2 separate regions of the Homo sapiens genome follow, and region 1 is linked to region 2. A link is an interaction called in ENCODE POLR2A ChIA-PET data of the cell type or tissue named here. Cell type or tissue: OCI-LY7. All regions are shown on one strand. Links, peaks and the distances in the headings refer to the core of each region. The heading gives the core; the rest is flanking DNA. Region 1 has its middle 260 kb from the start of LINC01108. Region 2 has its middle 470 kb from the start of LINC01108.

Region 1 (15,344 bases), core at 3,870-7,869, 200 kb after region 2:
GGGTGCCTGTGAGCTGGCAATATCTATGTGCAATATCCAGATTTTGTGGAAAAACCCTAGAAAAGCCTCTGAGTTTGTCCAGAGCCCTGTAGCCCAAAGCCTATTCCTTATCCTCCCACCCCCAAAACTGGGTAGGTCAGAGCCTGTTTCATGCCTTCTTTGCCCCTACTTTTCCCAAGCCTGGGCTTTAGAAGCATACTCTTTTGCATTCACAAATATCCTCAGAGATTGTCTTTAACCAGTAGAGCAGCACTGAAGCTAGGAGCTGAACAAGATGGAAAAGGGTACCACATTATAAGAACGAGGATCCTGAGAAAGACCATATCCAAAATCGCCTGTCCACACATGGACACCAATGCCTGGCATTTCCCTCTACAATCACACAGCCCTTTGTTCACTCATAGTGTCAGGCATTGCGTGGCCAAGGATTTACTAGAAAACAGATCCTCATAGGACATAGACAGGCTGATGAAGAAGCAGATATTCATCAAAGGGTTGCAGCGATAAATGCATGGTTTAAAAACACAGTAAGTGCACAGTGGAAAGGTACATAGTGCCAAAGGTTAAAAAGTAAGGGTGTTGGCCGTCCCATGGACATCCAGGGAAGGACTTGTCATTCATGCTTGTTCCCTTTAGTTCAAGGAACCGATTCCAGTTACAATCAGCACAGCCCGTCTAGGGTGGGGCCTTCAAGAACGAGGAGAACAGGTCTGTGATTTGTTGGATGCCTGCTTTGTGATGGGAGCTTCACATTCTCATCCACATGATTCTCAAAAAGCCCAGGAACGTTGGGCCTATTACCCATGACAAATGAAAACCTAACTTCAGAAAGGAGAAGTGAGTTGCCCATGGTCAAATGCCTTGTGAGTTACAGAACAAAGATTTAAGCCCAGCCACATTTTAGCCAGTAGCGATTTGTTTACTCCTTAGTGGAAAGGGATCATCTGAGGAACTGTTTCTCTTCTGGAGCATTCAGGAGGACTTGGAGGGCTGAGGGCAGGAGGAGTGAATGGGGTTCCCAAAGAAGAAAGGAGGAGAGAAAGGATGCATAATCAAGACTCTGATCAATTTAAAGTTAACTTTGGATTTCACAGCAGTGTCAGTCCTACCTGATCCAACCGTCTGAGGGTTAAATGGAAAAGTATAAAGCTCTTGCCATAGGTAGAACACGCACTGCTCTGATGGTTACAGGGGGCAGGGCATAGTAAATGTGTTGACCCACTGGCAGGTACAAACACCAGCTAGTCAGAAAGGATGGCAGCCTCGGAGCCACAGGAGGCCCTGCTGCCCCGGCGTTAACCTTCAGCCTTTGAATCGGAGGTCCTAAGGTCCTGGAGAGAGGAGGCCCCCAGGATAGGGGACATGGGCTAAGGATGGGAGGTGAGGGACAGTGTCTGTTTACCAGGTGGTACAACTATATTTCAACATTTTAACAACCGCACCTGGACCCACCTATTGAACAACAGCCCCGGTAACTGTTATTTTAATTACAGTTTAGCCAGAGGTACAAACAAAAACAAATCAACCCCCACCGCAAACAATATATCAATGCCTATTATTTGGAATCTGGCCTGAAGTCTTGTCTTATTTAACCCATAGAGTAATTAAAAAGAAATACAGGCCAACCTTCAAAATTGAGTAGTTTTACAGAAGAATTCAAAAGTCTGTTTGCCTTGTAAAAAGCAAATCACAAAATCTAGCATCTTAGGGCCCACAGTTTGCATGTGGCAATGGCCACCTGGAGCTGAGGAGAGGCTGCACCCTTATACAGGGTGGGCTTCTCCAGGGTGATAGGAACCCTAGTTCACCCTGTTGTCTGCCTGGCCTTGGGGTCCAGTGTGGGTGGCCATTCAGACTGCACCCTTGTCTCATCACAGAAAATGATTTCCCAGGCTGGGCATGGTGGCTCACACCTGTAATCCGGGCACTTTGGGAGGCCAAGCAGGCGGATCACTTGAGGTCAGGAGTTTGAAACCGCCCTGGCCAATATGATGAGACCCTGTCTCTACTAAAAATACAAAAATTAGCCAGGTGTGTTGGCATGCGCCTGTGATCCCAGCTACTCGGGAGGCTGAGGCAGGAGAATCACTTGAAACTGGGAGACAGAGGCTGTAGTGAGAAGAGATCACATCACTGCACTGCAGCCTGGGTGACAGAGTGAGACTCCATCTCAAAAAAAAAAAAAAAAGATATGAAAATGATATCCCCAGGCCTAGTGCCTATGTCTATAGCAAAATAGCAAGAGAGGGACAGAAGAGCCTGAAGAGCAGGCTGTTTCAGGAAACTTTCAGGCAAAAGTATATTTTCTCATGGAATAGAAAACTCTTCCTACTCACTTTTCATATCACAAAATTGTGTCTTGGCCAGAACACCAGACTCATCTGACTTTACTCACTGTGCCCCCTACCTGGCTTTCCTGGGCCTCTGGGCTTGTGACCCATCATGGACCATGTTCCACTTGGCTCTTCTGATGCTTCCTCTGCCGCCTGGCTTGCATGGAACTGGAGACACGAATCTGCATTTTAACACAGTGATCCTGCTGCAGGTGGTCCAGGCATCACACTTGGAACAGGGCTTGGCAAACTCCTTCTATTAAGGGCAAGACAGTAAATATTTGAGGCTTTGTGCACCCTGTGGTCTCTGTCACAACTACTCAACCCTGCTGCAGTAGCTCAGAAGCATCCACAGACAGTATGTGAACAAATGAGCCCGGATGTGTTCCAATACCCCTTTTTTTTTTTTTTAACACAGGCAGCAGGCAGGCAGGATTTGGCCCATGGGTTGTGGCTTGCTGACCCCTCTAGAGCAGGGGTCCCCAACCCCTGGGCCACGGGCCACTACTGATCTGTGGCCTGTCAGGAACCAGGCCACACAGCAGGAGGTGAGCGGAGGGTGAGTGAGTGAAGCTTCATCTGTATTTACAGCCGCTCCCCATCACTTGCATTACCAGCCGAGCTCCGCCTCCTATCACATCAGCAGCGGCATTAGATTCTCACAGGAGCGTGAACCCTATTGCGTGTGAGGGATCTAGGTTGTGGGTTCCTTATGAGAATCTAATGCTTGATGATCTGTCATTGTCTCCCATCACCCCCAGATAAGATCATCTAGTTCCAGGAAAACAAGCTCAGGGCTCCCACTGATCCTGCATTATAGTGACTTGTATAATTATTTTATTATGTATTAATAATAGAAATAAAGTGTGTAATAAATATAATGCACTTGAGTCATCCTGAAACCATCCCCCCACCCCTGACCCCTAACCACTCTGGTCCATGAAAAAATTGTTTTCCACGAAACTGATCCCTGGTGCCAAAAGGGTTGAGGACTGCCGCCCTAGAGGATGCATGAGATAACCGAAGATAGTGTCTGGCACATGGTGGTATCTCAGCCCCAGCTCCTCACAAAAGCAAAGCTTGAGACAAAGACTGCCATGCAGGCTGAGTGGCTTATTTAGGAAACATAGCCGAGACAGGGGCACTAAACAGGGAAGGAGAGAGATTCAAAATGCAGATGTGTCATTGAGTTAGCTGCCTCTAGGGCAACTGGAGGCTTGCTCCCCAGGACTCTCTAGAAGCGTGATGGAACATGTCTCAGAATCTCTTCCTCAAGGGGCATAGATGTATGGGATTGTTTCTGTCCTGTATTGACCAAGGTCTACCCCTAGGGTTGTCAACTCTTTCTCATTGCTTTATCTGTATGTGGGCTCTGCAGAGGTTCTAGAAACAGAGGTGCTGGGGACGAACGTGAGAAACATGAGGTATGTGCCTACGGTGAGGCATGATGAGGCTGTGCCTGCAGGAAACCTACATAAAACCAGTTGTTGAGGCAGCAACTGGAATTGAGAGCGAGGGATTTGAAAAGCAGTGGATGGATAGGTCTGGCTCAGTGACCATTCATTTATGCTGAGGTCAATTGTGATGCGGTTCATTATTCTTAGGAGGGAACCGAGGGGGACAGCAATGGTTTTCAAGCTTGTCACGCTTGGAAATGGTGCCATGTGGTGAGGCCTCATGGAAAAATCAGCTGTAGAGTGCCCTTTTAAGAACTGCTAAGCACTAGTTGATTAAAACATGTAGACATTACTTGTTTCTTTTTAATTTCCATCATATAGTTTATTTACGTAAATATTTATTAAATGTAAATCATCGTAACAATCCTGTAAGACAGTGATCATCATTCCTATTTTACAGATAAAGCTTGAGCACAGAAAAGTGAAATAACTTGCACAATGTAACAAATATTTCCTTTTTTGCCTTTTAATTTTGAGACAAGTTCTCTCTCTGTTGCCCAGTCTGGAGTGCAGTGGCATGATTACGGCTTACTACAGCCTTGACCTCCCAGGCCCAAGTGATCCTCCCACCTCAGCCTCCTGAATTGCTGGGACTACAGGCATGTGTCACCACACCCACCTGATTTTTAAGAAAAAAATTTGTAGAGACAGGGTCTCCCTATGTTGCCCAGGCTGGTCATGAACTCCTGGGCTCAAGCGATCCTACCACTCTGGCCTCCCAAAGTGCTGAGATTACAGGCGTGAGCCACCGTGCCTGGCTACAAATATTTCTTGTCTCTTTGTGTGCTAGGTGCTTCAGTTACTAACTAGCAGAGGGAGATTTTAAATCCAGGCCCTCTGATTCTATGTTCTTTGTTTTTTCTAATAGTGATTTGGAAGGGAATGGAGAGACCACTCACCACTTCTTCTTCTCCTTCTCCTTCTCCTTCTCCTTCTCCTTCTTCTTATTGAGATGGAGTTTTGCTCTTCTTGCCCAGGCTGGAGTGCAATGGTGCAATCTTGGCTCACCACAACTTCCGCCTCCTGGATTCAAGCGATTCTCCCGCCTCAGCCTCCTAGGTAGTTGGGATTACAGGCATGCGTCACCACACTTGGCTAATTTTGTATTTTTAGTAGAGACGGGGTTTCTTCATGTTGGTCAGGCTGTTCTCAAACTGCCGACCTCAGGTGATCTGCCTGCCTCGGCCTTCCAAAGTGCTGAGATTATAGGGGGAGCCATCGCACCCAGCCCAGAGACCATTCACTTCCAACCTTTCACCCAGTAAAATAATTTCTCTTGGTGTACCCCTGGTGATGAGGGGAATGCTAACTTACCTGTCAGCTCATTTTATTTCTAAAGTGTACTTAGTATTCATTTACATCTTTCATCAACCATTGATTAGAAGCAATTTGGACATAGGAGAGGATATCCAAGTCATGGTTACGTGGTCCAGAAGAGAATCATCCACCCAGCAATTTGCATGGCATGTACGGGATCCTTAAAGCAAGGCCACTGGGTAGAGAGGGATCCTGAGAGGCTGAAAAGCAGGTAAAGGAGGGTGAAGACAGGTAAGCAGAGCTGTGCAGTAGCCTCAGAAGTTCAGACTCTTGGGAAAACCGTTGTCTCCCTTAAAGGCATGTGACTCCTTTGAAAGTCACCCTTGTTGAGCTTGGAGAAAGTGCTGGAGAAGAGAATGCTACTGGATTCGCTCCACCAGAGCCCTCTGAGTCACACTTAAAATTAGATGGGGCAGTAAGAGTGTAGCTCAAGGGGAACTGTATCTGCCTAAATTAATGCTGACCTTGTTGGAATAACTCGCACTCTTCAGTATCTGCAGCTGTGGAGTCCCGAGGGAGTTGTCTGGCTACATGTGATTTTACATATCTGACAGCTAAGTCAGAGATCCAAATGCCAAATCCTGCACTCAGGAACATTATGTGGATTTGTGACACTCCCAAGGGGACTTTGGATCCATAAAGCAATGAATGGATTACAATGAGGCATAAATATAGCATTTTCATCTGTGACATACAATCTTGCTCTATTATTTCTCACATTGTTATGTGAAGGAAATCTATACCCACTCTCTCAGGTCTGTTCTCAGAAATTAAAAGAATGAAAAAGAGGTCTAAGAAAAAAAAAAAGCCTCTTGATGCATCAGGAATAAACTAAGAATAGGGTGTGGTAATTCCATGGAGGTAATTTGCAATATAGGGTAAACTCTGAGATCACGCGCATTATCAGGAAACAGCGATCTCAGGCCAGCATGTCAGCTCAGTCACCAACTAGCCAGTTGGCTTGGAGCAAATCACTTCATCTCTCTGGTCCTCAGTGTCCTGATTTGTCCAGTGGACTTCAATGTTAAAGGCATGTACTCTCAAGAATGGGCAAGATGATCCACTGTGTGGTGCCAGAAGAAAATATTAGAACTTTTTTTACACTTTAAAAATGTCTAATTTTGTGTATGTTTTTAAAATGCCCATTTATATTAGTACACATCTATTGTCTATAAATGAATAAATAGGCATATATTGGAAAGTTATATGCAAAAATGCATTCCTGCTAAAAGCATGGGAACAAGAAGTTTGGAGGCCACTGATTCAACCCATCAAGGTTCTACTGTAGATGGGAAGGCCCCTTTGTATCTGGTAGTCCATGATTCTGTGAATTTGAGAATTCTCTCACTTGTTTTCCTGAGATCCCCCACTCCCCATCAGGGCTGAGTACATCAGCTGTCCAAGGAAAAAGTTGTGTGCCCATTTGCGATGCGCCACAGATGTGTGGGCTCAGAAACCACAAGATGCTATTAGTGGACCTCTTGAAGTTGTGCCTTCCATATCAAGAGTCATGCAAATAATTATAATAACTTTCATTTGCTTCGTACAAGAGAGCTCACAAATCAGTTTCATAAGTAATTTCACATATGTTTCACTGAGAACTTCAGAACAGGTATTTTCCTAGGTATGAGAAAAGAGGTACAGAAACAGCTACCCACCTGGTATGCGACAAGGCTGCCACCCAAATTCTGCTCTCCTGATAAAGATTCCAGGGCTCTCTGCACTTATAACCAAGTACAAATACGCTCCCTGGATCCCAGGGGGAATTAGGTGGTGGTGTGTGAGGAGAGCAGTGTAAACGCAACCCCCAGCTACTTACAAAGAACGGCAGTGCTTGGGGCCCACAGTGGGAGGATCAATAGCATCATTCGTGTGTACACAAGACCTCCCATTATTCAGGGAGGCCTGGCAGAGGGAGAAAAGCAGATGCATGGGCTCCTCGTGCCACCAGCTGTCATGGCTTGCTACGCTGCAGTTCCTGACAAGTGCTGTTGTGACAGTCTCTCTACACAGTTGCAGGGAGCAGCTTGATGGGAACAGCAGCAAAAAGCCTTGTTTACAGAGGTGTGAGAGAACAAAGAGCACGTATATACTTAAGAGAATGTAATTTCAAGGACTTTGGTCCTGCCAGGTGTGGTGGCTCTGGAGGACAGCAGGTACTACCACATCTGTGAACTGGTCACCCTGTGCCCTGCCAGGAAATGGGACTTGAGGTGCAGGAGAGAAGCTTTCCCTGTTCCTTGTCTTCATTCAGTCTTGTGATAATGACCTGCAGAAACGTTTATCCTTTTTCCTCTAAAGTGGCGTTATGGCAGCTAAGACGTGTAATATTTCACCGCTAACCATGATGGCTCTTACGGGGTTGTAATAGAATTTAAATGTTTGTTTCCTCCTCTGCATTGCAAATCTCTTAAGGGTAGATATCCTGACTTGTTTATTTCTATATCCCCAGACCTTTCCCCTACCGAGTCTAACCCATAGAAGATATGTAATACTTGTCTATTTAGTGAAGGAACTGTAAATATATTTACATATTGGCTGTCCTTTTGGGAACTTCTTTTTTTTTTTTCCTGCATTAGCCTTAAAGTAGGACTCAACACATTAAAATTCACCATAAAGGATTACTTTAATGAATACTTGCCATGATGCGTATCACCAGCAGAGGATTACTATCAGGGTATGTAAAGAATGCCTACAAATCGATAGAGAAAGACACATACTCCAATTGAGAAATGGATGGACCAGCGATTAAACAGGAAATTCAGAAAGAAGGAAACCTAGTCTATACAAATATGAAAAAAGAAAGATTTCCATATTTGTAATGGCAGAAATGCAAGTTCAAGACACTGTAATGCTATTTTACTCCTTTCAGAGTAGCAAGCATTTTAACAACCTGATTTGTTGGCAGTGCTGTAGAGCTGTGAATTCTCTTACCAATGAGTGTACCTTGATACAACCCTGTGGCACCGTCAGGTACCATAGGAATTGTGCACCCCCAGCAGAAATTCCACTCCTAAGATACATTCTACCAGTTTTTCTCAACCATTTATGCAGAGAATGAAGCCCTAATGTCCTGGGGCATCCATTGTGTGAAATGAACTAACTTCTCATTTCTACATCTAGAATGATGTTAGTGATATACCATCCATGGGCAACTTAAAAAAATACTCATTCGAACCATCTTCTGTGTTCTGTGGTTTTGAAATTTTGCATTTATTATTTTTGGACTGCCCTTGACCATGGGTGACTAAAACATTGGAAAGCTAAACTGCGGATAAGAGGAAACTACTGTATTATTATACATTATAATATTAAGTATATTATACATTTATAGAATATATAAAATAATCCATATATTAAAATAGAATACATATAATTATTGTTATTGATATATTTATTCTTTATATTAATCCTTTTATTTCTCTGTGTGTAAAAATAGGTAATTTCAAGAATGTACCATGTTAAAAGAATAATGAAATATACCCCCACCAGTCCATTTGTACTGATGCAGTTGTGATGAATGACTCCTCTTATGAAGGGAAAGAAGTTTTTCTTTCCTCAAGTTTTTCTTGAGCAAATTATTTTAGACAGAATCTGATCATTTCACTCCCCAGTTCAAAAATGTATGCTGGTTTTTGAGTGCTGCTCGACAGAGTCTAAATTCTGAAGTCTGGTGTTCAAAGTGCTCCACAAGCTGGGTCCAGACCAATTTAGAAGCAGTGCTTCAATCTCTTGTCTTCAAGCACTTTACATTCCATTCAGATTGGAGTGTTTGCCATTTTCCAGACATACCCCCATGCTTTTCCATTTCATGCTGTTGCTGATCCCATTTTCACTTCCTGAGAACTCCTTCCCTCATTCATGCAATTTGACGTTACATACCAAAGCCTTAATAACATGCTTACTCTTTGACACAACAATTCTACCAGAAAAATAATTCGGGTTGTGCGTAAAGATTTAGCTTGAGGATGTTTACTCTAGCATTGTTTCGAATGTCAAAATATTAAAACTAACCTTAATGTCCTCAGGGGATGTTTAAATAAATCCACTGCACATGGAACACAGTGCGTAAAAGCATAGGCTCTGGAACTAAAAGGCAGACTACCCCAGCCAAGTCCCTGTTCTGGAACATTCTAGCTCTGTGATCTTAGCCTTTCTGTGTCTGCATATTCCTAATCTGTAAAATGGGAATAAACCAATATTTCCTTCACAGAGTTGTCAGGGGGATTTAATGTGTCAATATTTGTTAAAGCACTTAGAATACTATCCGGCATATTGTAAATTCATTTGTAATTGGCTGATGTTTCTCATCCATAAACCCTTGAGGTAAGGAAATGTTGCAGTCTATTTTGATGTCCTGGTTAAACCTGACATTGTACTAAGAATGAGTAAGGGTTAAAGGCAGGAGGGGTGGTCCAATCTTTTGGCTTCCCTGGGCCACACTGAAAGAAGAAGAATTGTCTTGGGTCACACACAAAATACACTAACACTATTGCTAGCTGATGAGCTAAAAATAAATCACAAAAAAATCTCATGATGTTTTAAGAAAGTTTATGAATTTTGGGGGGCTGCATTCAAAGCCGTTCTGGGCTGCATGTGGCTTGCAAGAGTGGGTTGGCCAAGCTTGGTTAAAGATATATGCAAGAATCACCGCCATTCTAGCTGAGTGCTTTTTAATTGGGGGTTCTAAAGTAGTGAATTTGAACTTGAATAATTCGTGGCAGGTGGCAGGAGAGTGAAGTAGGAGAACCCCAGGGTTGGAAAGTGAGTTTTATAAGGAAAGTATGAAGAAACTGGTTTGTTCTAGAAAGCCAAGTCGCTCTAGAAGGAGTACGGAGTAATAGATTATTAGAAGTACTTGGGTTCTGGAGTTAGAGCAAGCCACTCTAAACTTGAACTGTACCACTAACTACGTGGGTGGCTTTAGGCCAATTTCTTTCACCTCCAGCCTAGGGTTTCTCTTCTGTTGAAGAAGTGCAATAAGATCCACCCTTATGAGCTTATCGTAAGGTTTAGAAAGAATAAGTAGTTCATGTTCCTATGTTCCAGGCACTGGTCTAAGCTCTTTTCATATTATCTCACTTAATTCACACAACATCCCATGGGGTACTACTGTGGGTTGAACTGTGTCTTCTGAAAAGATCGTATTGAAGTCCTAATCCTAGGTACCTGAGAATGTGACCTTATTTGGAAATAGGATCTTTGGAAATGTAATTACATTAAAATGAGGTCATACTAGGTTACGATAGGTGCTAAATTCAATATGCCTGGTGTCTTGTAAGAGGAGAAGGCACAGACACAGGGCAAACATCATGTGGTGAGAGAGGCAGAGATTGGAGTGATACAGCTGTGAGCCAAAGAATGCCAAGGCTTGACGGCCACCACCAGAAGCTAGAAGAGGAAAGGAAGGAGTCTTTCCTGGAGCGTTCAGAGAGAGCGCATGGACCTGCTGACACCTTGCTATGGAACTTCTGGCCTCCAGGACTGTGAGAGGATAAATTTCTGTTGCTTAAGCTGCCCAGTTTGTGATGACTTGTTTCAGTTGCTCTAAAAAACAAATACAGATACCATTATTTTCCCTGTCTTACAGATGGAGAAACTGAGGCAAAGAATAAGCAAGTAACCTACCCAAGTTCTCACATAACTAGTAAGCTAACCAGGGTTTAAAAGCAGGGCAAACTATGGAGTCTGTGCTCTTAATTATTAGCTGATATTCAGTTGGGTTCTGGGTGATTTCATCATTTTCCTGGGGAACACAAAGTTTTTATTTTCAGCTCTTAAATGTTGATATACTTCACCATCCACCATCCCCAAGAGGCATTATTCTGTGGAAGGAGAGTGATCTCGTCACATGGTTATCTGAAGTCCTGTCCTCATTAGCCCAGCTGAGTCTACGTTCAAATCATGCAACTTTTACAATATTCACACAGCCAAGCTTCCAGCCCAGCTGGGTCACAGCAGGCTGGTGACAGAGACTCTTCCTCCATGGATCTTGGGTAGAATCCTCAAATGGCTTCTTCAGGTGATACCAGAGAGAGGCCTACCTCCTAAGACTGGCTGTGCTTCCTCTAATAACTGTATCACAGCAACTATGGATAAAGCAAACTGCTATAGGCAGAATATTTTACAGTGACTGTTAGAGGGCCCTACTGACTTAAAGAGAGAACAAGAAAGAGAATAAATGAAATCTGAATTACTCCCAAATTCCATTTCATCCAAAAGCTTTACCTTCCTCTTTCATCAAAATGATTTTCTCAACTGCAACCATTAGAAAGATTTTCAGATTTCAGCATCATATGTATTTACTTCTCTCTCTCTCTCTCTCTCTCTCTCTCTCGATACTCAGGAAAATGCATGCCCGAGAGAAGAGCAGAGGCAATCCAAAACTGGATTTCCAGTCTAGAATCTTCTAGGTTTTTCTTAATCAGTTAAACCTTAAAAGACACAAAAGCTTACTAAGCAGCTACCATCTATTTTTCTGTTTCTTTTGGCCTGATAATCTTCAGTTTTACCAAGAACCCACCCCCAATCTGATTCCCTTGAGAATGTGCACTGGCTCTTGGCTTTTGGATGCAGGGCAAAGAGAAGCTTATTCATTGCCCTCTGCAGGCACCAGGCTGCAGCAGGTTGTTATTCAAGTTGATAAGGCTTCCATCCCTGGGGAAAAACTCCATCTTGCCAACCGTGACCCTGACTCAGGGTGTAAGCTGAGCCCAGGCACACCTGTACATCTGACAGATGAGGCAGGCTCTGAAAAGCCTCTGCTGACAAGCTTATCGGAGTGCAGACACCTGCAGAGGGGCCCACACCTTTCTTGGTGAGGGCTCCAAAAGCAGCCTTGATTCATCAAGTCTGTGTACTCGGTTGAAGAGAGATTACTTGGAGAATCAAAAAGGGGTTGAATTATGCCAAGACCAAAAATCATGCTTGGAAGGAAATATAGCCATTCATTCATATCATGGCTCTGTTTGATGGAATTCGTTAACATACCCTTCACTGGGTTTTGTTCCAGATAAAATCCTATCTTTGTCTTGGGGAGATAAGGGTGAGGACAAAGACAATTTAGATTGATTAAGCCTACTATGTTGCCTGGCACAAGAGGAGGTGTTTTATATTTAGCATCCTGTTTAATCTTCCCGAGAACCCATGTGATGAAAGTGCTGTTATCTTGATTTTACAGAGAAGAAAACTGAGCCTTAGAGAGCTTAAGTCACTTTGCAAGATTGCACATCTAATTAGTGGCAAGGCAGGATCTGAAAGGGTTCTCCCAGCGTTTTATGTCCACTAGCAGCTGTTCCCAAGCATACGAACTCAGGAAACCCAAAGCCCAGGGGTTTGGGGACAATTAATTATGTTTGTGGTCCTTCATGAGTGGGGCTCATGTTGCTATGTGTTGGCTGTATGGGGGAAGGTTGACCTGAGGCATGACCCTGTTACCCAGAATTCCAGGCAGATGGTGCAGAATGGCCCGGAATGGCCCAAGTCAAAGCTGATAAGGATTGCTGTTGGTCTCTGTGCTCGCCTGAACTAGAGGCAAATGATCCCAACATATCAATTTAGAGGCACATCAATTTATACTCTAAAGCAGTGGTCCTCAACTGGGGGCAACTTTGGCATCCAGGAGACATTGGGCAATGTCTAGAGACATTTCTGATGGTCACAACTGGGAGGGAGTGAGATGCTACCAGCATCTAGTAGAAAGAGGTCGGGGATGCTGCTAAGCATCTTACAATGCACAGAGAAACCTCCTGTATAAAAGAATTATCTGGTGCCAAATGTCAGTAGTATCAAGATTGAGACACCCTGCTTTGAAATACTATCCCACCATATACGTGAAGTTCTTAGCACAGTGACTGCTACACAGCGATCAACAAACATCAGCTTTGTCATTATCGATCACCAGGTTCCAAGCATTCGTATGTGAAGGCTGAGTTGACGATTTTTGGTAGGTGATCCCTGGGGTCCTCCCTGGGGAAAGCAAGGAGGAATGGGATGCCTTCCTCCCCTTGGTGACTGCGCAAGTCACCCACTGACACCAGTTCTCATTAATGCGTCAAGCTCCTTATGAATCAATACTTGAAGATTTTTGCTTTTATTTTTTAAGTAGAGTTGGCAAGGTGTGTGGCTAGCAGTGGGTGGCATGTACTTATCTCTGAAAAGATGTTTATTGAGTGTGAACTCTAAGACATTGGCAGAGGGGAGTGCTCCAGAGGTAGCATCTTACAGCACACAGCTGCCCGGGGGAAAGAGCTCAGTCACTGGAGTCAGACCAACTTCTCAGAGCCGCCATGTCCTAAGGTGTAAAACAAGAGCCATAATTCTTACTTTCAAGGGTTGGCGTGAGAATTAATTGAAGTAATGAATGTAAAGTGCTTAACACAGCAGGTGGCATAATGAACACTTTCCTGGTACCTCTCATCAGGAAGAGTAGGGCAGGCTGGCCTCAGAGGATTGGCAGGGGGACAGCTTCTAAAATGGTGACCCCAGTGCTTTTTGGTGGGCTCTGTTCGCCTCCCCCCTGGTCACCACATACCCAGGCAATACTTAGAGTACCCAAGGAGTGAGCAAGGGGATGTTGGCCACGACCCTGTTCTCCTGCTCCCTGCCAGGGAGGCAGCTGTGGTGCAGGAGCTGATGCATGACTCTCAGTTCCACCCACACGCTAGCTCTGTGATGCTGGGTGAGTCACTTATGCTGTTTGAACCGGGATCTCCTTCCCTCTACAATCGATTACATTTGCTACTTCACAGTAGTCATGTAAGGATTAGGTGATGATGATGACGATGATGACGATCATGACAATGATAAATAATCAAGATGAAAAAAGTAACTGGTTGTATCAGGAACCTGATGAAAGTTAATTTTTTTGTTGTTGTTTTTCTGTGAGAATAAATTCCTCATTATGCAAATGAGGATCCGCCTTGATGGTTTGACTTCACCTGACTACACATTTCTCCCATTTGCCGTGGGCATGGTCCTACACAGATAGGCCGGCCACCTCTCTCTATATATCCATTCTCATTCCCACCTCTACATCTGTGCCAGGGGTGATCGGCTCAGAGTAGCCTTCCTTTTCTTTCCATCTAAATCCTCTCCCTCTTTTGTAGCACAGTTCTGGTTTCACCTCTCCTGGTCACCCCATCCTCCCTAGTAGCTTCAGTTACTGTCCCCTGAGCACCAGAGGACGACTGCTATGCCAAGCCTCACGTGGCTGCCACTGAGGGCCACAATAAAGAACTCACAGGCTTCCTGCTTTGCTTAGAATGTTTTGTATTTAGGGATATCTATTATACAGAGGCAGTTCGTGTTCTTCCCTCACCTACTATATCCATTAAGTACTCTGTGCCCAGATTTCAACTAAGTTTTCTTGCTATAAAATACTAACAAAAGAATTAAGTTATGCCCACATGGTGCTACCCTCCTTTAACCTCAGAAACCATGTGATATTTGACTTTGTATCTCCAGTCTTGAACAGAGACTCAGAAATATGGTAGACACTTAAACATTGATGAATGAACGAACCAATGCATGGTTTTGTGGTAAGAGATTTTCTTCCCCTCTACATGACCACATTTTCCATCTCGTGAAGCTCAATTAAGATGGTTGAAGATACAGACAGGTGGATGTTCAGGTTTCTTCACAGCGTTCCTGGGATCATACTCGAACCTACAGGACTCTCAGCAGAATCCTGGATACAGGCACACCCTTGCTATTTTCACAGAAGGTGGAGAACTGGACCCTATTTTCCTTTTCTTACCCTGCTTTCTTGCTTTTCCCGGGGCAGAGAGAGGTGTTGAGCATTCTATAGGTACATTTTTTGATATCAGGCCATTTACAGTCTATTGTCCAAAATAAGTGGCCCACATGCCTCTGACCCTCAAGGGACTTGTTCTGGTTGCCTTACCCGTACATTTTAGTGCTTGGTCATATTCCGTTTAGAATGTCATGCCTCATTCTGTGGTCTTTCGGCTGGTTTTGTTTATTGGCTGTTTGTTTTGTTTTGCTTTTTTCTTTTATTTTTAAGGGCATTCTTTCTGATTAGGCAGAAATTCTCAGAAGGCATGCATTGAACTTCCCACTGTCTTCATCAGAGCTGAACATAGGCCTAGGCAAACAGCAGGTGCTCAGTAAAAGGTTGAACCAATGGAATCAAACAAAACCCTATCTTTCTAATTCATCTTCCTCCAAGCTTCTGCGATGACTAAGTCCAGGATGTAGCAACATAATCCTGAGTGTG
Region 2 (15,344 bases), core at 5,117-9,116:
TATAGCTCTATGGACCTCCCGTCTGAACACTTGCCAAGGTTATTGTTTTTTGGTAGACTGCATTTGCATGGTGTGATGAACACCTGCTCTTCTACTGGACTTTCAGCTCTGAGAACAGGGACTGTCCCTCATTGTTCTCAGTTGTACCTCCAGGACCCAGCATGTTGCCTGCCTAGTTAGGAGCTTAATGTAGATTTTTAAATGAATAAAAGTAATCTAAAACAGTTAGGAGAGTAATTGAAAATGCCTAGAGGCCAGATGCAGTGGCTCACGTCTGTAATCCCAACACTTTGGGAGGCCAAGGCAGGTGGATCACCTGAGGTCAGGAGTTTGAGACCAGCCTGGCCAACATGGCAAAACCCCCTCTCAATTAAATACATAAAAATGAGCTGGGTGTTGTGGTGCACGCCTGTAATCCCAGCTACTCGGGAGGCTAAGGCAGGGAGAATTGCTTGAATCCGGGAGGTGAAGGTTGCAGTGAGCTGAGATCGCACCACTACACTCCAGCCTGGGTGACAGAGCAAGACTCCGTCTCAAAAAAAAAAAAAAAAAAAAAGAAAAAAGAAAAAAGAAAATGCATAGAGACCAAATAACAGGATCCAGTATGCTTCTTCCTCAAACTCTATAGTAGGAGTCATCAAACTTTTTCCTCTAAAGAATCAGTCAACATTTTAGACTTTATAGGCCACACAGTCTCTGAAAACTGTTCAACCTTGCTGTTATTTCATGAAAGCGGTCATAGATAATATGTAAACAAATGAGCATGGCCATGTTTCAATACACCTTTCTTTATGGATGTTGAAACTTGAATTTCCCGTAATTTTAATTTTCATGTGTGATGAAATGTGAGTCGTGTGTTATGACATATGGCTTTTTTGATTTTTTTTAACCATTTAAAAATGTGAAAGCCAGGCTTTGCTCATGGGGTGCACAGAAGCAGATGGTGGGCTGGAATGGAGCGGTGGGCCATAGTTGGCAAACCCTCTTCTAGAGGGGCTCTGTATCCCTGCCAGTCCAGTGACCTTGGATGTCAGACAGCCCTTAATCACTATTTGTGAGCAGGCAGCCAGAGAGGATGGAGAGTGAGAAAAGGTTCATTTAGTGCTTTATTTAAAAAATTAAAAGACACCATTAAAAAAAAAAACCTTTTCTTTAAAAGTTGCAAAAATCTTCTATTGCTTTCACCTTCGATATTGAAAACTCAGCCACTTAAAAGTGCATCTTATGACAACCATGTCATCCCCTCCAATTGCATAATAAAGAAGCTGCACACCTACTCGCTGGCTGCTCTTCTCCTGGCTGATTCACCCAGCAGGAGTGAGCAACTGACTGGCTGCTGCAGTTCACCAGCACTTTCACATACTGAGGTCTTGGCTGGGCTGACATCACCTGGTCGGTCTACCTTTGGATGAATGCAGGCGTGGGTTCGCCAGCACTACCAATAAACTAGGAAAACAAAACAAAACAAAACAAACAAAGGCTCCTGCTTTGCAATATTTGTTAATATCAAGCCATGTTGACATACTTTTTAATCTGTCAGCAGACAAACCCTGGAAGGTAGCCCACACTGTCAGCGTGTTAACTTGTTCTTGTTCACTGAGATGGAAATATTAATTGATTGGAAGGGATGTGTATTGGTACAGCTCTGAAAAGGAAGTGGCAGTGTGTGGCCCTGGTGTATGCCATTGTCAGCTGGAGAGAGGGATGGAGCAAGAGTGAGGTAACGAGGCCATTGCCCTCTCATGTAAATGCTCGGCCTGAGTTGCCCAACATGGCAGAGGCAGATTCTTGTCTTGACTTACAGTGTGGATATTGTTAGCACTATATACCCCTGCAGTTGGAAGGGCACTTGGAAGATCTCCTAATTCTGTCCTCTGCACTCAGAAACTTGTCTAGGTCATCTTCTGGTCTCTACTTGAAGGCTGCCTGCCTTCAGGTCCCACAGTTTGTACTTGGGTGGGCTGTCCCCAGACAGCTTTCCCTAGCAGAGCATTGGATGTGTTAGCCTACTTCTTAGTTCAGTTCTTTGAGAGGCCCCACCTGCCTAAGTGCTGAACATACCTGACCACAGTTACCAGGACACCTTCTTCCAAGCCACCAGCATCTCCTGCCTGAATTTTTGCATTCACTGGTATCCCTGCTTCTGGTCTTGCCGCCAATAATCCATTCTCCACACGGCAACCTGAGCGACCTTTTAAAAACAGAAATCAGATCATGTCACTCACCTCCTTAAAATTCTCCAAGAGATTACATTTAGAATAAAATCCAAATCCCATATCCTGTATTATGGGTTGAACTGTGTCTCGCCCAAAAGATGCTGAAGTCCCAAGTACCTGTGAATGTAACCTTATTTGGAAATAGGTTCTTTGCAGATGATTAAGGTAAGATGGGGTTGGTAGGTGGGCCCTAAACCAATATGACTGATGCCCTTATGAAAAAGGCAATTTAGACCCAGAGACAGACATGTACAGAGGGAAGACAATGTGAAGGCACAGGGAGCACAGTGTCTACAAAGCAAAATGCTTGAGCCCACGAGAAGTTAGAAGAAAGGCATGGGACAGATCCTCCCTTGCAGACCTCAGAAGGAACTAGAAATGCTGACACCTTGATTTTAGACTTCCAGTCTGCAGAATGGTGAGTTAATAAAGTTGTGTTATCTCAGCCACCCAATTTGTGGTACTTCATTACAGTAGTCCTAGGAAAATAATACAACTGCCTACAAAGGCTGGTGTGATGCAGGCCCACCTTCCTCTTTGTCCCCCTTAAACTGTGCTCATTCCTGCCTGCTGTGCTTCTTGACTAGGGCAGCACTACAGCTGCCCAAATGCCACTGGAAAAAGTGTGTGTGTCTAGTTTTCAGTAGTTAGGACTAGGGGCTTGACCAGCATTTAGTGGGAGGGAGGCCAGGGATGCTACAAATCCCCAAGTGCATGGAACAGTCACACATCATATTGTCACTGAAGCCCCATTGAGAATTACTGCACACTGGCCTTCACTCAGCTCTGTGAACCTTCCCTTTCACCCTACCCCAGGGCCTTTGCACGAGCTATTCATCTACCTGGACTGCTGTTCACTTACTCTTCACATGGTTTAGATAGCCTGACAAACATGATCTTCTCAGAGAGGCTTTCTCAGACTGTAAAGTACTCACTTGTTCACTTTCTTTCACATTAGTGTTTTGTTTTGTTTTTAAATACTCCTGCATAGAGAGCACTATCACTATTTGATGTTTTTAAATCGATTCTTCTTTTGTTTTGTTTTTGAGACGGAGTTTTGCTCTTTCACCCAGGCTGGAGAGAAGTGGTGTGATCTTGGCTCACTGCCACCTCCGCCCCCTGGGTTCGAGAAATTCTCCTGCCTCAGCCTCCCAAGTAGCTGGGATTATAGGCGCCCACCACTACGCCCAGGTAATTTTTGTATTTTTAGTAAAGATGGGGTTTTGCCACATTGGCCAGGCTGGTCTCAAACTCCTGACCTCAGGTGATCCATCCGCCTTGGCCTCCCAAAGTGCTAGGATTACAGGCCTGAGCCACTGTACCTGGCCAAACTGATTCTTCTATTTGCTTGTCTCTTCTGACTAGAATGTAAGCTTCATGAGAGCAAGCATGGTGCCCGGATGCCCAGGATCTAGAGCAGAGCCTGGCACACAGTAGGTGCTCTCATGTAAATGCTGAGTGAGTGAGTGAATCATGAGCTCTGAAGCTGGAAGCCTAGGAGAGCCTTGGGGGTCAGGGACAGAGGAAGGAAAGAGATGGGGCAAGAGGCAGGGCAGGGACAAAGAAGGAATTGGTGAATCGTGGTGGCAGGGCTGAGGAAGCACTAGTCAGGGCAATGGATTGAACACAATTGGCCTTCCCAGACTGAGAATGCAGCCAGTGTAAGGATTCCTGGAAGAGCTCTGGGTCGAGTACCCTCTCCTTCTCCTCATACAACAGGGATAGGCTTATGGAGCTCATTATCCCTACGATGGTGGAGACTGGGAAACGGAACCATCTTCCCTTGGTGTAGAGAAACTCATGGATGACAAGTTTTCTTTTAATAAGTTATCTGGATAATTGGGGGCCAGGTGGAAAACTCAGCTACAAAGTTGATGTTGAGAAGGACTCATTCATCTTTTATGGAACGCCCTTTCTTGTCTTTGCAAGAGCCGGACATTGTGTTAGATAGGATGTGGACTCTCCAGTGTGGCCAACCTGGCTTTTTAGGGACTAGGAGTTCTCTGGATTGAGTGTTAGCTCATTTCCTGGTTCAATTCTTTGAGAGGCCCCACCTGCCTAAGTGCTGCATATACCCGGTTACAGTTACCAGAACACCTTCTTCCAAGCCACCAGCATCTCCTGCCTGAATTTTTGGACTAACTGGTGTCCCTGCCTCTGGTTTTGGCCCTAATAATCCATTCTCCACACAGCAACCTGAGTGACCTTGTTTTTTTTTTTTTTGAGACAGAGTCTTGCTCTGTCGCCCAGGCTGGAGAGCAGTGGTGCGATCTCGGCTCACTGCAAGCTCGCCTCCCGGGTTCACGCCATTCTCCTGCCTCAGCCTCCCGAGTAGCTGAGACCACAGGCCACCACGCCTGGCTAATTGTTTTTTGTATTTTCAGTAGAGACGGGGTTTCACCATGTTGGCCAGGCTGGTCTCGATCTCCTGACCTCGTGATCTGCCCACCTCAGCCTCCCAAAGTGCTGGGATTACAGGCGTGAGCCACTGCGCCCGGCCCTGAGTGACCTTTAAAAAGCAGAAATCAGATCATATCATTCACCTGCTTAAAATTCTCCAAGAGATTACATTTAGAATAAAATCCACATTCTGTATTGTGTATTATGGGTTGAACTGTGTCTGCCCCGTCACAAGTTGCTGAAGTCGCAAGCACCTGTGAATGTAGCCTTATTTGGAAAGAGGAAAAGAGACAGAACATATATTCAGCAAGCTTCTTCAAGCACCTTCAAATTGGGTCATCTCAAAGTACATACGGTAATGAAAACAATGTAATGTTTTCCAAGCCAGCCGCAGCCCTTATTTTTTCCTCCGAAGTCCTCTATTTTACTCAGTTTGCTTTACAGAAAGTTTCATTTTCCATCTTGCGGCACCCTCGGAACTTCGGAGGTGAGAGATGCCGATGTTCTCAACTGGGCGAGGGCGGCCGTTTTGTTAATTCTCTTTGCGCTGCTAACTTGCTGGGTGACCTTAGTGTTTTAGTTAACCTCGTGAGGGCCTCAATTATTCTATAGAAAATTCGACGAGAATACGTTACACCACAGGGGACTGGTGATGAAGGAAGAATCCAATATATGTGAGAGCTCATGGAGGAACTTTCTGAGTCGACTTTCTCTGTCTTAGTTTTGTTATTTCAACTCTCCCCGCAGGGCCCTGTCCTCGGGGCAGCCCCTCTTCACCTCCCTGCCACCTCTCCCTCATATGGGTTTCCGAAACGTCACTCACCACCAAATTCACAGTCTGCAGTATATGTGAGGACTAATTCACTGTTGTTTGCTTAATATTGTGTTAACTCACTTTAAAAATTAAGTTGGTTTATTTAAAAAGGGAAAATTTGACTGGGCACAGTGGCTCATGCCTGTAATCCCAGCACTTTGGGAGGCCAAAGTGAGAGGATTTTCTTGAGTTCAGGAGTTCAAAACCAGCCTGGGCAACATAGTGAGACCCCTGTCTCTAAAAAAAAAAAAAAAAAAAAAAAAAAAAAAAAAATTAGCCAGGCATGGTGGCACACCCTTGCAGTTCGAACTACTTGAGAGGCTGAGGTGAGAGGATCGCTTGAGCCCAAGAGTTCAAGGCCACAGTGAGCTGTGATCATAGCACTGCACTCAGCCTGGGGGACAGAGTAAGACCATGTCTTCAATAAATAATTAATTAAAAGGGAAAATTTATGTCAGTATATATAATGACAATGAAATCATAAGTTTGTCAAGTATATATTTTTCCTAATACACATTTGTATTACTACACGATTATTAAAATGAAAACTCACCCCACTCTCTAGCACAGTCATTATGGAAAACAGTGTGAAATTTCCTCAAAAAATTAAAAATAGGACTACCCTATGATCCAGCAATCCTGCATCTCGGTATACAGCTAAAATAAATGAAATTAGTATGTTAGGGAGATCTCTGCACCCCCAGGTTCACTGCAGCACTGTTCACGCTAGCTGAGATATGGAAACAACTCAAACGTCCATCCATGAATGAATGGATAAGGAAAATGCGATATGTATGTATATGCATATATATGTCACATAAAGAATATTCCATGATATCTACATATAATGAAATGCTTTACATATATAAAATGGAATATTATTCAGCCATTAAAAAAGAAGGAAATCCTGTTATTGGCAACAAATAAATGGACCCGGAGGAGATTATGCTAAGTGAAACAAGCCAGGCAGAGAAAGACAAATACTGTGTGATCTCACTTATGGGTGGAATCTCAGAAAGCTGAACTCATAGAAGCAGAGAGTAGAATGGTGGTTGGCAGAGGCTGGCCTGGTGGATGGGCCAGGGTTGTAGAGATGTTGGTCAAAGAATATAAAATTTTAGTTAGATAGAATAAGCTCAGGAGATTAATTGTACAACATAGTGACTATAGTTAATAATAATATATTATATACTTGAAAATTGCTAAGATAGATTTTAAATGTTCGTATTACAACAAATGATAGGTATGTGAGATATTGGATATGTTAATTAGCTTGATTTAGCTAGTTGGAATGCCAGTGTATGCATATGTGAAAACATCATGTTGTACACCATAAAAATATACAATTCTTGTTATATTTATCAATTTAAAAAATTCAGTATCTGTGGAGTCCTGGCTTAAGGACTTCTTCCTCAACGACAGCTTCCCGAGCCTCCAGGCTACTTCAGTCCCCCTTATATACCTGTGCTTTTTCCTCTTTTGTGACACTCTTCACATCCTCCTGTAATTATCACCTCCTACTGCCTCTTCCATTAGAATGTAAGCTTGTATATCCAGGGTCTAGCACAGCACCTGGCACATAAAAGGTGTTCAAAACATTTGTGTGGAATTAAATAAAAATTCATCTCTGGCTGGGTGCGGTGGCTCATGCCTATAATCCTGGCACTTTGGGAGGCTGAAGCGGGTGGATCACCTGAGGTCAGGGGTTCAAGGCAAACCTGGCCAACATGGTGAAACCCCATTTCTACTAAAAATACAAAAATTAGCTGGGTGTGGTGGTGGATGCCTGTAATTCCAGCCACTCGGGAGGATGAGGCGGGAGAATCGCTTGAACTTAAGAGGCGGAGTGAGATTGCACCGTTGCATTCCAGCCTGGGCAACAAGAGAGAAACTCCGTCTCAAAAAAAAAAAAAAAAAAAATCTGCACCAACTTAGGTCTTTCTGTAGACCATTAGTGGGAAATTGCAGTGCATGACACCTTCTCTTTCTCTGTCTTTCAGTCCAGTGCTTGCCAATCTGGGGACATTTGTGGTACCTCTGAGCAGCCAGGTCAGAGCTTACTCCTAGGAGCTGGGGGACGCATAGTTAGAATTCTAGTCACTTCCTCTAATGGTCCAAATTTTAAGTATTGATATGTACAGAGAGTGAAGAGCTTGGTTAGGGCCATGGACTTCTCAAAGCTGTGAGTCTTGGGGATGAGTAATTAGTGGGTAATTGGCAACTTATTTTTCTGTCACAAAGACTTCTTTCCATATAAAGCATATTCCCACAGGGAGTGTTTTGCTCTTCTTGAAGATGATGTCTGGCCAGTACTTACATCTCCATGGGGTCCCCAAAGCAGGGCCTAAATCTTTTTACCTGTTATTCCCTTGACTTTTTACATCTGGTTCTATTAGAACTTTCCACAAGTTTCGGAACCACTGCAAAACAGAACTGTGCAGGCATGGTAGATGTCTTGGCACATGTCTGGTTGTGCATGGGTACTGAGTCCTTGACAGTGGTTTTCTAGAAAAATTGTGTGCTCCTTATCTATTTGCTAATTCCTTCCACATATCACAAGACTTTTCTGTAAATTCCCTCAGTCTTGACAAAGTTATCTTGTAGACCTGTGTAGTGATTTTGATGGCTGCACAGAGCTGTTTGTCTTGTTCAGAACTAAATTAATAACACTACGATGGCACCTACTTTAGCACCAAACTTCTTAAACTCTCCTAATATACGAATCAGCATGTCAGCGAAATATATATATATTTTTTCTGGATAAAGACAAGCCTGGTGAAATGGATTAGACATTCACATGGCATTGCATAATTCAGCATGCCGGTACGGTGCATATGATTTGCATTAATAGCCTGCACTGGAAGCTGCTGCTCATAGGTTTCTCTCATTAGGTCGAATATGGAAGATTCCAGACTGTCAATCAATTACAGTAATTTCCTTTTCCATATTTATTCCATCACCATCATTGACAGCTACCATTAAGTGACATTAATACAATACAATATCATCTTGCATTTCTACAGAGCATCTCAGGGTGCCTAATAGTTCCTCTTCAGCCAAGAAATCATATTACAAAGGAAAAAGTACCCTCATTCTCTAGGTAGAAAATATGCTGCCAACTCTCTTGGATAACGTGGGAGTTGCCCAAATCCCTGGGGATGCCCCTGACTTCTGGGCATGGGTGTTTATTTTTCTGTTGTCCAAAAATATTCAAGACTGTGACTCTACAGACTGGAGTGGCTTAGTGGGCAGGGATGACTTTCCAAGACGCATACCTGACCACACTTTCCACCTCTATTCAGCCTTGATTTAGAACACGTTTACAAGGCAGGGCTGGTGGGGACCCTTGTGGGGGAATTCACTTTCTTTCTTTCTTTCTTTCTTTTTTTTTTTTTTTTGAGACGGAGTCTCGCTCTGTCACCCAGGCTGGAGTGCAGTGGCGCGATCTTGGCTCACTGCAAGCTCCGCCTCCCGGGTTCACGCCATGCTCCTGCCTCAGCCTCCTGAGTGGTAGCTGGGACTACAGGAGCCCGCCATCAAGCCCGGCTAATTTTTTGTATTTTTAGTAGAGATGGGGTTTCATTGTGTTAGCCAGGATAGTCTTGATCTCCTGGCCTCGTGATCCACCCACCTCGGCCTCCCAAAGTGCTGGGATTACGGGCACGAGACACTAGGCCTGGCAAGAATTCACTTTCTTAGAAGGGGAGCAGTTATTGCATACCACTGCTTTGCAACAATTCCTCGCTCCAGGCCTCCATGGCCCCCCCGACTTGCCCCATCCCTTGAAATGCAATCAGCCACCTTGACTCAGTAGAATGGGGCAAAGCCCTTTTTTTTGCCAGACAGACGATTTGAATATGCTGTTGCCAGAGTTCCCATATTCACTCTTCCCCTTCTCTCTCGTAATCAGGGATTATCAGAGTTTTGCCACACAGAGGTCATCTCTGTTGCCTAGAAGTCACTAACTAAACATAGAGATTAATCTCTTGGTTGGTTTTGGGTGACATACCAGTAAGCTTTCCAGATAAGTATAGAATATACCGTTATATTTGAATTTCAGATAAAAAATGAATTGTTCGCATATATTTACTAAATATTGTATAGGACATATAAAAATTATTCATCGTCTATCTGAGATTCAACTTTAACTGGGCGTCCTGTATTTTTATTTGCTAAATCTGCCAGCCCTACCCATCAGGTGACTCAAAGGCCTAAGAGTTCAGCCAACAAAGCTACTGAGATCCTAGGAGAAATCAAATCAAGACAATATGTCTACACTGAACCAAAGTATTTGCAGAGTGCTGTGTTCACAGCTGTGGGAGATGCAAAACAGTGTCAGACTTGGTGAGAAAACAGTAGAGGAGAGGAATGGCCACAGGCCAGAGAGAGACCGTGGTGCTAGCACAAAAGCCTGGCTCAAGGACTACAGAAAAGCAAAATGGCATTTAAAAAAAGATTGTTTCCAGTAGTTTTATCTCCAACCTTTTATGATGGCTTCTTGTAATGGGAGCTTCCGCGTCACGGGAGAAGGCTGGAGAGGCTGGAAAACAAAGCTTTCTGACAAGGCAGGAGGCTTGTGGGCATAGCATGTACCCTAGTCCTTTATTGCTGGGATAAAGCAAACAGCATCTTGATTGACAACTGAGGGACGGTATGGCAGTAACAATCAATAGGCATTTGTGGGTTGGATGACTGACAAATTTTTGAGCAGGAAGAGCATGAGGAAGGATATTTTAGTAAGACTATCTTGGATGTGTTGTGGGAGAAACATGAAGGATACAAATCCCTTTTACTAACTGGGGAAAAATCAGCCATCTACCCTGACGGCTGTCCTGCACTGAACATCACCTAACACTGTCATTCTTCCTCCTCCAATCACATCAACAACTTGCTGTCCAGTTGTTCAGGGACTTCAAACAACCATGGCTATTATAGCAAGTATTGTGGTGCCATTTCTTCCGAAAACTGGGAGGATAATTATACACTCTGTGGGTGAGGGTGTAGAACAAACAAGAGGACAGATTAATGGCAGAGAGAGGACAGCGTTGAGAAAAGTGAATTAGAAAGCAGATTGGCTGGGAAAGTAGGGAGTCATTAAAACTTCTTTCTGATCAATTAATCTTTGGGTGGTTGGGGTTAAGGAACAACCTGGAATTCAGCCTCCACTGTGTGCCTTGAACTTCCATTCCTGTTATCTGTAAGGAAAACTTTATCCTTGTTTTAATGACTTTTCAAGCAGTTAGGAAACTTTGTCAAGAGTGTTGAGTGGCAAGGGCAGAGCCAGGATTGGAGGACAGGTCTTTCTTGCTCCAAGACGAGTTCTGGTTCCATGTCTGAAGGCTGCCCAGGCTCCCTGTGAAAAGGGGCTCTGCAAACTGCTCCTTCAGTCTCACAGAAGTGCATGCTAATGAGACTAACACAGACATCTACCCATCCATTGCTGTCAGTTGTGTGTGCTGAATTCTATTTTGCTATTTGAAATAAAAAGAAACTTACAGTCTGGATTGGGGATAAAGGAAAATGAAGATTTAGTCTACCTCGGTGATAGAGTGTAATTGCAAAGGGATAAATATATGGACTCACATCAGTTTTTCACTTCCTACAATGGCCAACCCTTCTGGAAAAAAACAGTATTTCAGGTAGTAGCAATGAGATTATCTGGCGATTTGGTAAAAGAGTTAAGCGTAACATTTTATGGAAAGAACTATAATCAGATGATAACCACAGGAAGAAGCAGCAACAGAGCAAAGAAAATAACATATTATCTTTTTAAAGACACCTAGATTTGTTTCTGAGGAGGATGAGGAGGCTTTCGAGATACTGAGAAGGGAAAAAGATATTAGAGCTGAGAATGATCTTTGTGATACTAAAAGCTACTTGAGGTTTGCGGTGGGGAATGAATGAGCTGACACCCGAGTAATAAACCTTAGGCTCTCACACGTCTCCACAGAGCCTGTTTGGAAACCAGGAAAGAGTAAGTGACTCAAGTATTCTAAATTTTAGTAAAAGAAGAAGGTAATCATCTCACCACCTCCCTTCCCCTCCCTCTTCCTTTGTGCTTGGTTTTCCTCAGGTTCTTCTCATATTAAATAATTAATATTTAATAAAAGGGTCACTCTACAACTATGCTTTTGCCCTTGTGCCAATCTTGAAGCAGGGCTCTATACTTCTGTGTTTTTCTCTCAAAGGAAGTTCACTCTCGAAAAGTGAGAATGCAAACTTTACTGAACATTTTATAAGGAAGACCGAAGAGGGGATTTACACCTCGTGATGCTCAGAGTTTAATTTCCCAAATCACCGTGAGAAGTCCCTCCCCAGTTCTATTCTCAGCTGTTGTTCTTTGGGTCTTTAAAATCTTCCACCAAGTAGCTTCTCAAATTCTCTGTTTTAGAGAAATCTTCCCTTCAGCCATGGTTCTTTTGCAGAAAAATTTCACTTCTCACCTCTCTCAGTCGTTGGCACCAGCCCACCCACAGACCTCGAAGCCCAGCATTCACTATGGTTTAGCAGAGGATTCCCCCTAAAAACTCACACTTTCTTTTGCAAGGCATTCATGAAACAACTGCTAAGAAAAATGAGATGTTTTTGTATTACCACAAGAACATAATTCATTGGGGAATGATACCTTGCAAAGTTTACCATATGCTTTGGGTTTCTTAATTTTTAGAATATTTGCTATCTTCTTATCCAAGCTTGGAGGTTGGGTTTGGTGGCAGTGGAGATAATTGAATTCTTGTCTAACCACATTTTCAGAATGACATCAATTATTCTCCCATTTTTAAGTGAATGTTTCCAAAGCATTCTGAATGGCTATTTACCCAGTAGCTGAGAGAGAAACTGGGATTTTGTTTTTTTAACTTCTCCATCTGTGAGGAGTGGCCAGCCATCTTTATTCCTTCTCTTTATGTAGGGGCTACCCTCTTGGGGGTTTCACAGTATTTCTTGTAAAGACCATGAACTTGGGCTGTCACTGTGTGATAACAATTCCTTTATGCCCACGACTGAATCTCAGATTCTGGCTGGGCGCTGTGGCTCATGCCTGTAATCCCAGCACTTCGGGAGGCTGAGGCAGGCGAATCCCTCTAGCCCAAGAGTTCGAGACCAGTCTGGGCAACATGACAAAACCCCATCTCTACAAAAATCTGCTGTTCATGGTGGCACAAGCTTGTAGTCTTAGCTACTCGGTAGGCTGAGGTGGGAGGATTGCTTGAGTAGGGGAGGTGGAGGTTGCAGTTAGCCAAGATCACGCCATTGCACTCCAGCCTGGGCACAGAGTGAGACCCCGTCTCAAATAAATAAATACATTAAAATCCAGATTCTAAGATGTTAGAATTACTACCTTAATTTTAAGGTTTTAATATTATTGATTGCTTATTCTCATGGGGACACCAGAGTTTGGTGATCCTGGTGGTCCGTATCCCTGGGGGAATTCAAGATGTTTGCTCAAAAGTTGGCTTATCAGCGTTTTGCTCCCTTTTGGCGCTTCAGCTTCCTGCAGCTTCGTGTAATTTGTGCATTAATAGTGCTCATTATGATCATGGGGGTCTTTTGATGTGAAAATCAGGCTTGATGTAGACTTGATATGTATTGGGATATTTCAAAGATATTTGTTAAATGCATCTGGAAAATTCAGGATGTCTGTTGTTGAGTTTCTAGACCTGTGCAGGGAACACCTTTCCAGAGGTCATTGTGTTTTGTATTTTGCTGCTCATTATTTTTCTTCCCTGAAGAACTGTTTTGTTTTGTTTTGTCACTTTCCAAATCTGAGTGAGTTCTTTTCTCCTTCCAACTCCCCTGCCTGTGATATTCTTTTATCATGTCATCATTATTTTATCAGTAATTCTGCTCACGCCCAAGAATTTTGCCTCTTCTTCCTCAGCTTACTGATTTCTATGGCATGTCTTTTTTTCTCAGTATTTCTTCCTAGGTCGGACATTTCCCCCAGTCATCCTTTCTCTCGCTTGATGCATGTCACATCCTAGGAAGCATCAGCTACTACATCTGCCCCCTCCTTTTCTCTTCCGTCCCCACCGGGCTTTCCTGGAGCTGCTCCTGCCACATTTACTCCATGTCTTGGGCTCACAGTGCTTCACTTCTATCCTTGTCATTCAGGGGTAACAGTTCAATGATCTTTCCCCTTCTCTGTCCACTGAGTTCATTTACAATTTACAATCCAAACAGTTTCTGGTTGTCAGCTTGCCTGACTGTAACCTTTAATATTTACCCTGCTGTCCCCTCCTCCAAACTTTCCTGTCATCTTTCATTTCTGGAGTTGTCAATATCTATCCCAAGTTGTTTATTTTTCTTTCTTTCTTTCTGTTACTTCCTCCCTCATCCTTTTTTGCTTGCTTTCTCTTGACTTTTTAATTTTGAATAAATGATAGATTTGCAAAAAGTTGCAATGATAGCAAAAATAGTGTGGAGTGGTCCTGTGTGCCCTTCACCCAGTTTCCCCCAATGATCACATCTTACATAATTGTTGTCCTGTATCTGAGCCAGGAAATTGACATTGGTACAATGCATGTGCATAGTTCTATGCCATTTTATTGCATGTGTAGATGCAACAAGATACAGAACTATTTAATCACCACAAAGATCTCCCTCATTGTAACCCCTTTATAATCATATTCTACTCACCATTCCTAGCCCCATGGCAACCATTAATCTGTTCTGCAGTCTATAATTTGTCATTTGGAGAATGCTATCTAATTGGTATTGCATAGTATATGATACATTGAGACTGGCTTTATAAAATTCAGCATAATGCCCTTGAATTCTACCCAAGTTATTTTGTGTATCAATAGTTCACTCCTTTTTATTGCTGAGTAGTATTTCATAGTATGGATGAGCCACCATTTACCTATTGAAGGACATTTTGGTTGTTTCCAGGTTTCGGCACACACATAATCTTTTTCCTTTTTAAAGATCTTTTTCCTCTAGGTTGCTGCTTTCTAAAAGGAACTTTCAGGAAAAGAAAAACTTTTGGGGGAGGAGGATTTACCCATTGGTTCTTTTGCCTAATTAAGGGTTAGGTTCAACCCACAGTGATTGGCAATGTAAATAAACTATTAATATTTTCTTTTCAGAAACAGCCTTGCTTTTGACATCCTGTTCCAATTCTTGGTTGTCAGTAAATGCCCTCCCTGCTTGTCTTGTTTGTCAGTGAATACGTTAAATTTGACCTCTGTGGAGGTGTTCCAATATAAATTTTGATCACGAACAAAAATCAGGTTTAGTTATTTTAAGTTAGGATGTTAATTTAAAGTGACTACATTGTTACAAGAGCTTTGGTGCCTGTTCAGGAGATCCTTAAAGTTATTTCTGGCAAAATGTATTGAAACTAGGGGACTTTAGAACTCAGACCTCAAGGGAAACAGGACAAGCTGAGTTTTAGCTGTTTGACTGGAAGGCTGGGTCAGCAAGCAGCCTCTGCTTAAAAAAAAAAAAACACATGCTCATTTTCCAAATGAGTTTAGGCTCAATATTTTGTTAACCCTGCATATGTTTGAGAGGGAACTCCTGAGCGCTGGCTGGCTGAGCTGGTTTTATCTTGGTTCTAGTAAATTAGTAGATTGGCCTGACATTTTTGGCATGCAGTAATGAAGGTTGTCATAGGTTTCCTTTCTGTGAGCAACTTGGCTTCCTATTATGTTTGAAGATTTCACATATTTGCATAAACTGAAGTTGAGGTGATTATATGGGAGAGAAATAAAAGTGCAAATATTTAAATATTACAGGATATTTTAGAGTCTTTTAGGGTAAAAAGGGGATTTAATATATGTGAAATGGAAGTTTGCACTGGCACATTAAGACTTTCTCTCTCTCTCTCTCTCGCCCAGACTGGAATACAGTGGCATGATCATGGCTCACTGCAGCCTCAACTTCCCTGGCTCAAGGGATCCTTCTGCCTCAGC

The links. Peaks named below come from ENCODE experiments on the same cell type or tissue, not always from the same donor. Only the 100,000 strongest peaks of a DNase experiment are listed, where the experiment ranks them.
Region 1: POLR2A ChIA-PET joins it to region 2 with 5 read pairs; 2 of 35 experiments call an interaction of 5 or more read pairs at or near these places.

Annotation. Positions count from the first base shown.
Region 1 is chr6:14,541,300-14,556,643 of GRCh38, reverse strand. No RefSeq gene overlaps it. Among named protein-coding and RNA genes, the nearest start is that of LINC01108, 260 kb to the right of the region's middle. In OCI-LY7, for the core only: no CTCF peak of the experiment used is centred there; DNase peaks (open chromatin) are centred at 5,603, 6,603 and 7,063; H3K4me3 peaks cover 1,721 bases; H3K27ac peaks cover 1,550 bases.
Region 2 is chr6:14,744,884-14,760,227 of GRCh38, reverse strand. No RefSeq gene overlaps it. Among named protein-coding and RNA genes, the nearest start is that of LINC01108, 470 kb to the right of the region's middle. In OCI-LY7, for the core only: no CTCF peak of the experiment used is centred there; no DNase peak of the experiment used is centred there.